Regions from separate parts of the Homo sapiens genome. Here all the other regions are linked to region 3. A link is a contact called in ENCODE Hi-C or POLR2A ChIA-PET data. All regions are on one chromosome and are shown on one strand. Each heading gives the region's core, a stretch centred on a gene start or an enhancer-like site at or near the end of the contact. The rest is flanking DNA. Distances are from core to core; before and after follow the strand shown.

What was found. Hi-C counts contacts between places; a loop is a spot of excess contacts on that map. ChIA-PET counts read pairs that join two places held with the same protein, here RNA polymerase II (POLR2A). Pooled maps may share reads with other maps.
Region 1: a pooled map shows a loop between it and region 3 (2.1-fold over the local background). The contact joins two enhancer-like sites. A Hi-C loop is called at or near these places in 1 of 168 maps with a recorded cell type or tissue (breast epithelium) and 2 of 50 pooled maps. POLR2A ChIA-PET finds 5 or more read pairs at or near these places in 3 of 52 experiments (BJ, K562 and OCI-LY7).
Region 2: a map of DLD1 shows a loop between it and region 3 (5-fold over the local background). The contact joins two enhancer-like sites. A Hi-C loop is called at or near these places in 1 of 168 maps with a recorded cell type or tissue (DLD1) and 1 of 50 pooled maps. POLR2A ChIA-PET finds 5 or more read pairs at or near these places in 2 of 52 experiments (Panc1 and naive thymus-derived CD4-positive, alpha-beta T cell).

The regions. Positions count from the first base shown.
Region 1 is chr10:78,775,719-78,779,052 of GRCh38, reverse strand. No RefSeq gene overlaps it. Among named protein-coding and RNA genes, the nearest start is that of ZMIZ1-AS1, 290 kb to the left of the region's middle. RefSeq lists an enhancer at 1,186-2,073. Within about 2 kb of position 1,497, at least 15 of the 41 ENCODE cell types and tissues checked have a DNase peak (open chromatin) inside an H3K27ac peak, as active enhancers do.
Region 2 is chr10:78,687,678-78,691,162 of GRCh38, reverse strand. All of the region lies in intron 1 of LOC105378379 (a long non-coding RNA gene), which reads left to right. Among named protein-coding and RNA genes, the nearest start is that of ZMIZ1-AS1, 380 kb to the left of the region's middle. Within about 2 kb of position 1,947, at least 6 of the 41 ENCODE cell types and tissues checked have a DNase peak (open chromatin) inside an H3K27ac peak, as active enhancers do.
Region 3 is chr10:78,725,954-78,729,422 of GRCh38, reverse strand. All of the region lies in intron 1 of LOC105378379 (a long non-coding RNA gene), which reads left to right. Among named protein-coding and RNA genes, the nearest start is that of ZMIZ1-AS1, 340 kb to the left of the region's middle. Within about 2 kb of position 2,207, at least 4 of the 41 ENCODE cell types and tissues checked have a DNase peak (open chromatin) inside an H3K27ac peak, as active enhancers do.

The sequences.
Region 1 (3,334 bases), core at 248-2,747, 50 kb before region 3:
TCATCTGTAAAATCAGAGTCGGTGACTCAATGGGGAAAGTGCAAGGGAGCCGCTACAGGGGGCACCATTCCTGGATGGATTTGCGGGTGGGAAATGTGGTCAGGGATGGGGCTGCCTTGCACCCGACTCCTTCCTCTCCTGGCATAATCTTTTAACCAGTGTGCTTTGGCATGAGGGGTTTGCTCTGCCCAGAGTATCCTGCCCTCCAGCTCTGACCCTGGAAATCTGATTGACCCCATCCTCTCACCCAGCTCCCATCTGTCCTCCTGGTGAGAGAAGCCTGCCATGCTCTCTTGGGCTCATCAGGTCCCTCTGTCCTCTGATCCCGGGTAACAGCGAAGGTCTACCCAGCACCCCACTCAGGTAGCCAGAGGGTGCAGAGCCGGACAGGACAGGGGTTCTCAACTTCCACCCAAACTGTGCACTTCCTTAGGGCAGGAGCCATGTCTCCCCAGCATCAATCCTTCCACAGGGCCAGCTGTGGCCAAAGCAGGAGCACAGGATGCATGCTGCAGGGGCGCCATGCAGAACGAGGTGTCCAGGCAAGATATCCAAGACAAAAGGCTTGGATATCTTACAAATCCGGGGGGTTTGTTAGCGCATGGGAAATGGACTCCAGGAGAAACGGAACATCTCATTTCTAGGAGGATGCAATTAAATACCAGACTTCTCCTCATAAAAAGACACATCCTATCCAAAGAACAATCAAAGACACCTCTTATGGAGAGCAAGGGTCTAGCCCTGGCACTGCCCTGGGCCCCCTGGGTGAGCTGCCTGCCCGTTTGGACTTCGCATGCCTCATTTTTCTCTGGTGTGGCATGAAAGGAGGTCAGCCATGTCCACCTCTCATCTTCAGCACTGCAGGTCTCAGTGTCCTCACCAGTGGCCACGATGCCTGCTAGGGGTGGAACGTGCTGGGCTTATTCTCTTGCCTGACTCTGCCTGTCCACCTTGGCATCCCCTAGCTTGCCTTGTGGACAGCCCAAGGGATCGCTGCTTTCCCACACAGCCTCTTGCACCAGTCCAGTGGCTCTGACGTCCAGAAAATGTATCATGCTCATTCCCACTGGACTCCTTGTTAGCCTAACCCTAGGGTGAGCAGCAGAGGGGGAAAAAGTTAGATTTTATAAAGCAAGAGAAGCAAGCTTATGGGGAGAGTGCCTGCTGCATGTTTGCCTTCTCTGTCCTCATCCTGGGGCTGGGACGAGGGGAGGTGGATGGAGTGCTGGCTGTCACCAGGCAGGGCCTGGCCTGGTGTTGGTCCCAAGCTCTGCCTCTTTAAGAGAACCCTGGGGCCAAGATTTATTGGCTGCTGCAGTCCTGCTGCGTGTGTGGCTTTGGTATTTACAGGCCTGGGGAAGGCTGAGGTCTTCCTTCCCAGACTACACAGCTGAAGTGAGCTGGAGTTTGGGCAGAGAATGGCTGCCATTCATGCTGGAGTTTGCAGCAGAACTTGGTGTGCAGCCCAGGGGAGCAGGCGGCCTTGTACTTATAATAGCTCAGTCCTAGGACGGAAATCCCACCCTCCGGGTTCAGACAGGGAGGGGAAGGGAGGGGCCACTTGTCCCCTCCATGTGCCTGGGCACCCATGCCAGGGTCCAGCTGGGGGGCAGGCAAGAGCTGTTGCCTGAGGGTCTACCTTGTGGATGCAGGCACTAGAGACGCAGCAGTGAGGAGGGCAGGCAGGATGTGCCTCAGGAGCTGAGACCAGGAGTGAGATGCCAAAGCAGGTCACAGATTAAATAATGCAGAGGCCACCCGTGCATACTGGGATGTCCAGGGCGGACAGGGTCCCCTTGGCCAGGGCACCTCAGCTCTGAGTCTTCTGCTTACCTGGGGAGTGGTAGGAATGGCATCTACCTCATAGGGTTTTGCAGGGCTGAAACAATGTAATTAATTAATGTAATTAAATAATGTAAATAAATCGTGTAATTAAATAATGCATGCAAAAGGCCTGACGTAGTATTCCATAATGGTTCTTATTTTTACCATAGCCATGGCTGCTAATTGTTAGGGAAGGTAAACTAACACTGCTTCTTAGCCATGGGGTGCTGTGGGCGGAGCACTGTGAAGACCTCGTTTCAAATCTCATCCTTCCTCTTTCTGATGCTGGGACGCAGCACACATCACTCAGGGTTGGAGGGTGCACTGGTGGGTGCCTCGTGATCACAGCCAAGTCAAAGAAACAGGACCTACTGTGTATTGAGCACTTGCTATAAATCAGGAGCCAAGTTAAGCATGTTATCTGCTTTATCACATTTTTAATTTATTGTTAACTTTTTATCATGGAAAATGTATGCAAAAATGGAATAGCGAGGGCCTCCCTTATACTCACTACCCAGCTTCAATAACAATTGGCATTTTTTGTTGTTGTTGTTTTTAAATCAATTCCTCCTGCTTTTCTTCTTTTTCTCTTCCTTCCCCCTCTTTTTTCCTCCTTTTCTTCTTCACTTCATCATTCTCTGCTGGAATATCTAAAGCAAACACCCAACATTGTATCACTTCACCTGTAAATACGTCAGTATGTGTTGCTACTAGTTAAAATATTTTTAAACTGAAACCACACATCTATTATCATACCTTAAAAAGTAAGCAATAATTTTTAACATCATCTAATAACCAGTCTGCACATCATCTCATTTAATCCTTCAAATAACCCACTGGAATTCAAAATATGACTGCTCCCATCTTTCAAATGAAAATTGGAGTGAATGAGATATTTAAGTAACTTGTGCACAGTCCCCCAGCTCACATGACAGCCACACAATACCTGCCTCTGAGCCTTGTTCATTTCTTTATGCCTTTGACAAATATTTATTCTGCAGCTACTCAGCCCTAGCGTTGTTGGAGGTACTTGGGATGCAGCAATAAGTCTTACTGCCTTGGAGTTTATAGGCTACACCTTTGCTCCTCAAAGTGTGGTCCAGGGACCAGCAGTTTGGGCATCCCCTGGGAGCTAGCTAGACATGCAGAAATACAGCCTTGGCCCAGCCTGTTGAATTGGAATCTGTATTTTAATAAGATCCAAGAGATTTGTTGCTATGCACACAGAAGTTTGAGAAACACTGCTTAAGGCCACATTTCTCACCCCTGGCTGCCCATTAGAATCTCCTGGGATGCTTTTAAAAATACTATGCCCAGGGCCCACCCAGAAAAATGAAGCCAGAACCACTGATGATGTTTACAAATTTTCTGTACAGATAGGATTGAGAATTGCCCACCCAGTATGATTGTTTTAAGGATAAATGAGCTGAGATGAAATCTCTAGCATACTACCTAGCACACAGTAGATGCTAAATTAATGCTATATATTTTTTCCCTTTGCTTTTTCAAC
Region 2 (3,485 bases), core at 698-3,197, 38 kb after region 3:
GTGCCAGGCCCTGAGCCAGGAGCACAGTAGGTACCTAGCTGATAATTTGCTTTCCTATGTCCCTTCCTCTCATACAAAAAAGACTACAGAGATTGCAAAAAGGAGCTGAAAAAATGACTCTGCATTCTGGTCTTCTGGACAGTGCTGGAGGGGAAATTGTGTCCAGCATAGCTTTGGTGCCACTGCCACAAAAGCAAGTGTACATAACAAAATCTCAGGCCAGCACTGTTAGGCAAGGCATCCCTTGGGTGGCCCAAGCCTCTGGTCTCAGCAGCCAGACACTGGGTTGCAATAAGGCAGGGAAAACAACCTCAAATTCCTTGAAAGTCTAAACCCTCAGCCAGTGCTTTACCAGCAGGTTAAGATCTGGCCCAAGTTCAGAATGGACAGTCTAGGCAGGTTCCTGGGCTTGAAGGCTTGAGGGTGGGGCCTGGTGGGGCAGAAGATAGGTGAGCAGGGTAGTGGTGAATGAAACATATCAGCGTCACTCATGGGGTTTCTAAACAGCCCTGGGGCCCAGGCTGCAAAGGGTGGGAATATCTACTGTGCTCTGTACTTTCTGCACGCTATTTTAGCTAATCATGAGCCCATTTTACAGATAGAAAAACTGAGGATCAGCTGGAGTCAACAGCTTACCTGACATCACCTTGAGTGGCAGAGATGTAATAACTCAAGTTGGCCAGCTCTTCTTCCTATTCAGCACTGAACCGGGCCATTGGCAAGTGTTCCATCAGCACCTTAACAAAAACTGGACTGTGAGCCAAAACCTAGAACTATCCATAGCTAGTGAAACAATGAGAACAGAACCAGCCCTTGTCCCTCCCCACACAGCCTAATTAATGTGTACAGACAAGAACCACTGCACATCACTTATTATTTAACTGGCGTATAAGTACCATCAAAGGTGCCATAGTCATGCGTGGTGGCTCACATCTGTAATCTGAGCACCTTGGGAGGCCGAGGTGGGAGGATCACCTGGGGTCAGGAGTTCGAGACCAGCCTGGCCAACATGGTGAAACACCATCTCTACTAAAAATACAAAAATTAGCTGGGTGTGGTGGCCAGTGCCTGTAGTCCCAGATATTTGGGAGCCTGAGGCAGGAGAATCACTTGAACCTGGGAGGCGGAGGTTGCAGTGAGACGAGATTGCACCGCTGCACTCCAGGCTGGGTGACAAGAGCGAAACTTGGTCTCAAAAAAAAAAAAAAAGTCCCCTGCTCCCCAAAGAGCTGAGGTCAAGTCGGTTGGGCTGACAAGAGCTCTTAAGAGAATGGTCCTGGGGCTGGGCTGGTGGAGAGAAAGCCCAGAGGAAGGAATGTGAGGGGACAGTGTGCACAGGCAGGGTTGCTGAGCTCAGAACTAACCAGATCTGGGCTCCGAATTGGAGCACTGTTATCAGGAAGTTGAAACCCCTGTCTCCCAGGCTTTCTGTACCAAGCTGGGCACCAGCATTTTTGTTTAAAGAAAATCACCAGCATGGGCTGCTCCCCAAACCTATCCCCTAATGCACACTCAATCTCAGAGGCAGCCTGGGGCCCCTCTGCCTGGCCCACAGCCTCCTGGGACTGCACAGATTTCCTAGCCCCATCGCCTGCTGATGCTGGCACCACTGGCTGGCAGTGGCTCTAGAACTGGAAATCCCAGGAGGATCCAGGATCTGCAGCCTGAAGACAAAACGTTCTCAGGGCTGTTCCCTAGCAACCCAAGCTGCTCGCAATAGCTCCAGTTTCCACAGCTGACGCCCTTCCATCCATTTGCACTGAGGCGTTTGGTTTTAGGTGCTCCGGGATGCTTCCTAATGTCCCTTCAATGATCCATGAAGCCATTTGCTTATAAAATCTTCCTTCCTCCCTCCTCCCGCCCTCACTCCGCCCTTCTGCCAGCATTTAGTGTAGTGAACCCTCTGCGGCAGAGGCAGCAAACAGAACCCTGGGTGGCTTGTTGAACAAAGCCCTCATTCCATGGTGGCAGCAGCAGCATGGGGTGACGTTCCTTGCGGTGATGCTGCCCGCCGTGGGCTGTGTGGGGAGGGGCAGGAGGGGATTGATGGGATCCAGAAGACAAGAAGCAAAACAAGCCCAGCACCAGGCAGAGGTGGAGGGGAGAGGGGAGGAGGGAGAACCAGGGAGGAGGGAGAGGAGAGGAGAGGAGGAGGGAATGGGGGAGGAGGAGGAAGGAGAGGAGAGGGAAAGGAGGAGGAGAGGCCACTTCATTTATTTATTATGATGCCAGTTGTAGTGTTGGTCTCATGTGTGGGGAGCAGACTGTATTTTATGTTTTAATCCTCCAAGCTGTGTGTGTGGGCTGGGGATAATCACATTGAGAAATGTGTATAATATGCTGAAGGTTCTTTTTGTGGAGAATGGGAATGCTCCAGTGGAATATCTTCCTCATGGCAACCAGTGCCTTTTCCATAAGCCACTCAGAAGGTGCCAGTAATTGGGAGTGCAGTAGAAGTGTGGGGCCAGCCCCCCAGTCTGGCCAAGTCCTCCTCCATTGTAGGGGAGGCCTGGGCATCTGAGGAGCAGGGCTGGCACCTTCCCTTTGCCCCTGCCTGCCCGCTGTTTGGGTGGATGACAGGCAAGATACAAATGGGATGCCTGATTGCTTTCTTGGCCACAGCCTTGGGGCCTGCCGTGGAAGAATGCAGGGAGGAGCTGATAGGCAGGCTGCTAGGAGACAGAGCAGCCATGTGTGCATGCTGTCCTGAGTGGCACACATGCACACATGGGCGTGCACACACTCTCAGGGACACAGGTGTGCACCCCTGCCCTCACACACACACCCTCACACATCTACACAATGCACATGTGCATGTGTACACACACCTTCACACACACAATATACCCACGCGTGCACGTCCACACTTACACCCACTCATACACACACCCATGTGCACATGCACACACTCACACCTTCACACACAATACATAAACAGGCACACACTCAAATGCTCACATTCACATTCATACACACACACATGCACATGCACTCACATACCCACTAACTCACTGTCACAATCACAAACGTACAGAAATCCACATATCTATTGTGCATGTGTATGTACATGCCTTTTCATTCTCTCTCTCTCACACACACACCCTTGTATGTATGCACACACACTATTGCTTGCATGGGCTGACACTTGTGAAGTGATATCAGAAATATTGTTAGTGACATTTTTATTTGGAATTTTAAAAGAAGAAATTGACATCTCCTTCCTTAAAAGGCTACAAGAGTATCTTCAACCCTGACATCTTAAATGTTTATTTTTTAGCACACATGCTTTACTGACTGCACCACTCACTTAATTTAGGCCACATGGCAAGTGTGCAAACTTTCCTTCAGCTCATGCTGAATGCTGATTTGATGACTGTTTACCCAGAAACTGCAGATCCAGTGGAAAAAATAGTCCAAGCTATGGAGATACCAATTAGTCTCTCTTCCCATGGTGGGCCAGCTTCTTCACAGGATGAAATCCATGG
Region 3 (3,469 bases), core at 958-3,457:
ACTTTCTCAGAAGGGAATCCAAGGTGCAGAGCAGCTCAATGCCTTGTCTAAAGCCACCCTTCATGCCTGGCCTCCTTTGCATCTAAACCCAGGTGACTTATTCCTGCAGGGGTGTTTGAAGCACCTTTGTCATCCATGGGATCCCTATCTCCAAGACCTCTCATCCCCCCTCCCATCCTCCATAGTGGGGCAGCAGCCAATATTGCGGGCACGGGCTCAGCAGCCCACATCTTGGTCTCTGGACCTGGCTTTCTCCTGGCCCTCCCTGCCTTCCACCCATCTGAATCAACCCGAGGGCTGTGTCCAAGGAAGATCTCTTACTATCTAAACTAGGGCCAGTGGGGGAACTAGAAACCCGTTCTGCAGTGATGCAGCCACTGAGGCAGGCAGTATCTAGCTTGGGACATGCCCATTTGAAGTCTTTTAAGGATCTTCCTGCCTGTGGATCCAGTGGCTAATTTGGCTGGAAGCTCAGAGCTCTTAAGTCACCTTTGGTTCTGGAGACCGTCTAGCATTTTGTAGTTGTGCTTTGATTTCCTTTTTCACAAACTGGGCACATTTTTTGCCTTGGGCTCTGAGGGGTCCCAGTGAGTGGACTCTGGAAACTGGATAGTTTAATTGGGCACCAGGGTGGGAGATGTGCCTTGACACAGAGAAGGGTGATAGGCAGGGGCAGCCAGCCACAGCACCGATGCCATCAGGAATGCCTGATGAGAAAATGACTTGGCATTGTGTTATCATCTGCTAATCTACACCAAAGGTTATTTTTCCTTTTGAATTTCTCAGCCTCATGTAGGTGGGATTGTGGGAAGCCTGTCAAAGGGGGAATGGGAGAGAGAGAAGAGAGAATGGCAAGCAATTTATGCAATGTTAAAAATAACGGGAGGGATAAACAGGGGTCTTTGTGAATTCTTAACAAATTGTCTCCAGCAGAGGAAGGTGGAGGAAGCAACTAGCACAAATTGTGCTCCTGTTATGTGTAGATGTTGTGCTAGGTACCTTGTGGACTGGACTCATTTTGTCATTGTCACACCCCTGTGTGGTGACTTTTGCTATCCTTATTTGATAAGTGGCCCAGAGAAGTTTATACAGATGTTTAAGAACTGCTTCTATAATAGGCGATGGGACCAGGGTTGGAGCCCAGGTGCAGCTGACCCTGAGGCCAGGCCATTCTGAAGAGACACCAGTTCACATGTGAAATCTTGCTTCCTCCTCACAAGCACTTTGCAAGGTGGGTGCCATGGCCTCTGTTTTATGGGCGAAAAGACTGAGATGCAGCGAGGTGCATTAGGCAGGCAGCTGGCATTCTTTCCAACAAATCCAGTCTCTCTATTCTTTGCCCCTTGTGCGATATGCTAAGTCTAATTTTCAGAGACACTCCTCTCTCTCTCTTTTTTTTGTTCCAGGAAACTGCTTGAAAGCTTTGCTGCCCTTGACGCAGTGTTCCAGGTCAGCTCACATTCTAGAAGCATCTATGACTGAGGGTATTTTAAGAGCGGGTGAGCCAGGCAGGGAAATTTGGAAAGCAGCCAGTTGCCTGACACTTGTCTGTTTGGAGGGGGAGGGTGGGTGGTGGCTGATAGAGAGGATAGAGATTTTGTTTTTGTTTTTTGCTTTCTTTAGAGAGAGAGAACATCTCTGCCTCTGGAAATACAGAGTGGGGGTGAGAACAAGAGAAATATTAACAACAAAATACCTCTTCTGTGTGGTGTGTGCTCTACCTTTGCTCCTGTAACTGTGGTATATCAACCATCAACATCATGGGAGCCCCTTAGAGAAATGCAGATCCTGTCCTACAAGAGACAGACTAAATTGGAGTCTGTTTCCTAACAAGGTCTCCAGGTGGCAGGGTGAGTTGAATGCACTTCCATTGGAGAAGCCCTGGTCTCTGCCATCTTTGCCAAGTGCACATCTATGAGCCCACCAGACACTTCTGCAGGACCTGCACCACAGCACATTCAATGGGAGCTGTCCGGCACTGAACTCATTCTCTCCCCAACTCTATCATCCCTGTGTTCCTGTCTCCATGGTGCCATGTCCACCCATTGCTTACGGCCCAGCCAGAGGCAATGCTTCCTCCTGCTGTCTGTTGTCCACCCCAAGTCCAGAGGACCCCACTTCCTAAATACCTCTTGGTTGGTGCACTTGTGCTGTCCTCTCTGTCACTGCCCCATTCCATGGGTGCCTTGCCTGGGCTTTCCGACAGTTTTTCACACTGAGGCTGGAGTGCACCTCCCTCCACACAGATCTGAAGACAGCACTCCCCAGCCCCCATCTAAAGCCCTCCTGCCCCCTACCACCCTTTGAATCAAGTCCAAGCCCCTCCATCTGGCCAGTATGATTGGGTTTTGCCCAACCCTCAATCTTTTCTCTGGAAACTGCTTCCCAGGCCTTTCAGAATGATTTCAAGCTTTTGTCCCTCTCTCTATAAATTATCTTTTTACCCCCTTTGACTGCTTTATCATTTTTTTCTTTATCATTGGTTTCAGCAATTTGTTTGTAATGCGTTGTGGCTTGGTTTCCTTTGTGTTTATCCTTCCTGGGGTTCATTGACCTTTTTGGGTATGTGAGCTTATACATTTCATCAAATTTGGAAATGTTCAGCCATTATTTTATGCATTTTTTTTTTTGCCTCTCTCCCTTTCATGCTTATGTTTGGCTGTTTGGTATTGTCCCATAGCTTACTGAGGCTCTGCTGGTTTTTCAGTATCTGCACTTCCCTTAGGATAAATTTATTCTCTAAGTCTTTAAGTTTACTGAGCCTTTTCCTGGTAGGATCTAATCCATTGTTAATTTAATCTAGTGAAATACTCATTTCAGATAGAGCAATTTTTATCTTTGGAGTCTTCTTCTTGATTTCTCCTACTTTTGTCTTTCTTGTGTCCCTGTTTTCCTTTAGATGGTTGAACACAATAGCTGTTTCAGAGTCCTCGTCTGCTGGCTCCATCATCTCTGCTATTTCTCATCTCTTTCTTTTGACAGATTTTCCTTCTGGTTATAGTCCGCACTTTCCTGCTTCTTGGTATGTCTGGTAATTGGTAGTGGATGATGGACATGGTGACTTGTGTGCTGCTGAGTGTCTGGATTTTGTTCCGGAAAGCAGTTGAGCTGCTTGTGGATTATTAGATTGCTTCCAGCCTGTTTCTGGGAGTTGCCAGGGCAGGTCTGGAGTCACCCTCACTGTTGGGATGGTTTAGGCTGAATGTTTAGGTGCAATTCCTCTGAGGCCCCACTGAATGCCCCAGGTGATCACTGAGGACTCTCCATTCTCCTTGCCAGACTTCCAATGTCTCTCTGCCCTGTGTGAACTCTGGGAGTTGTGTGGTTTACGACTCCCCATTGGTTGTTTGCCTGGTTTTGTGGCATTTCATTCTATGCAAGCAGGCCTAGTACACATCAAGGGGATAGCTCTGCAGATTTCTGGAGCTTTTTTTGAGTTAGTTCTTCTCTTCTGGAAATATGTCCTGCA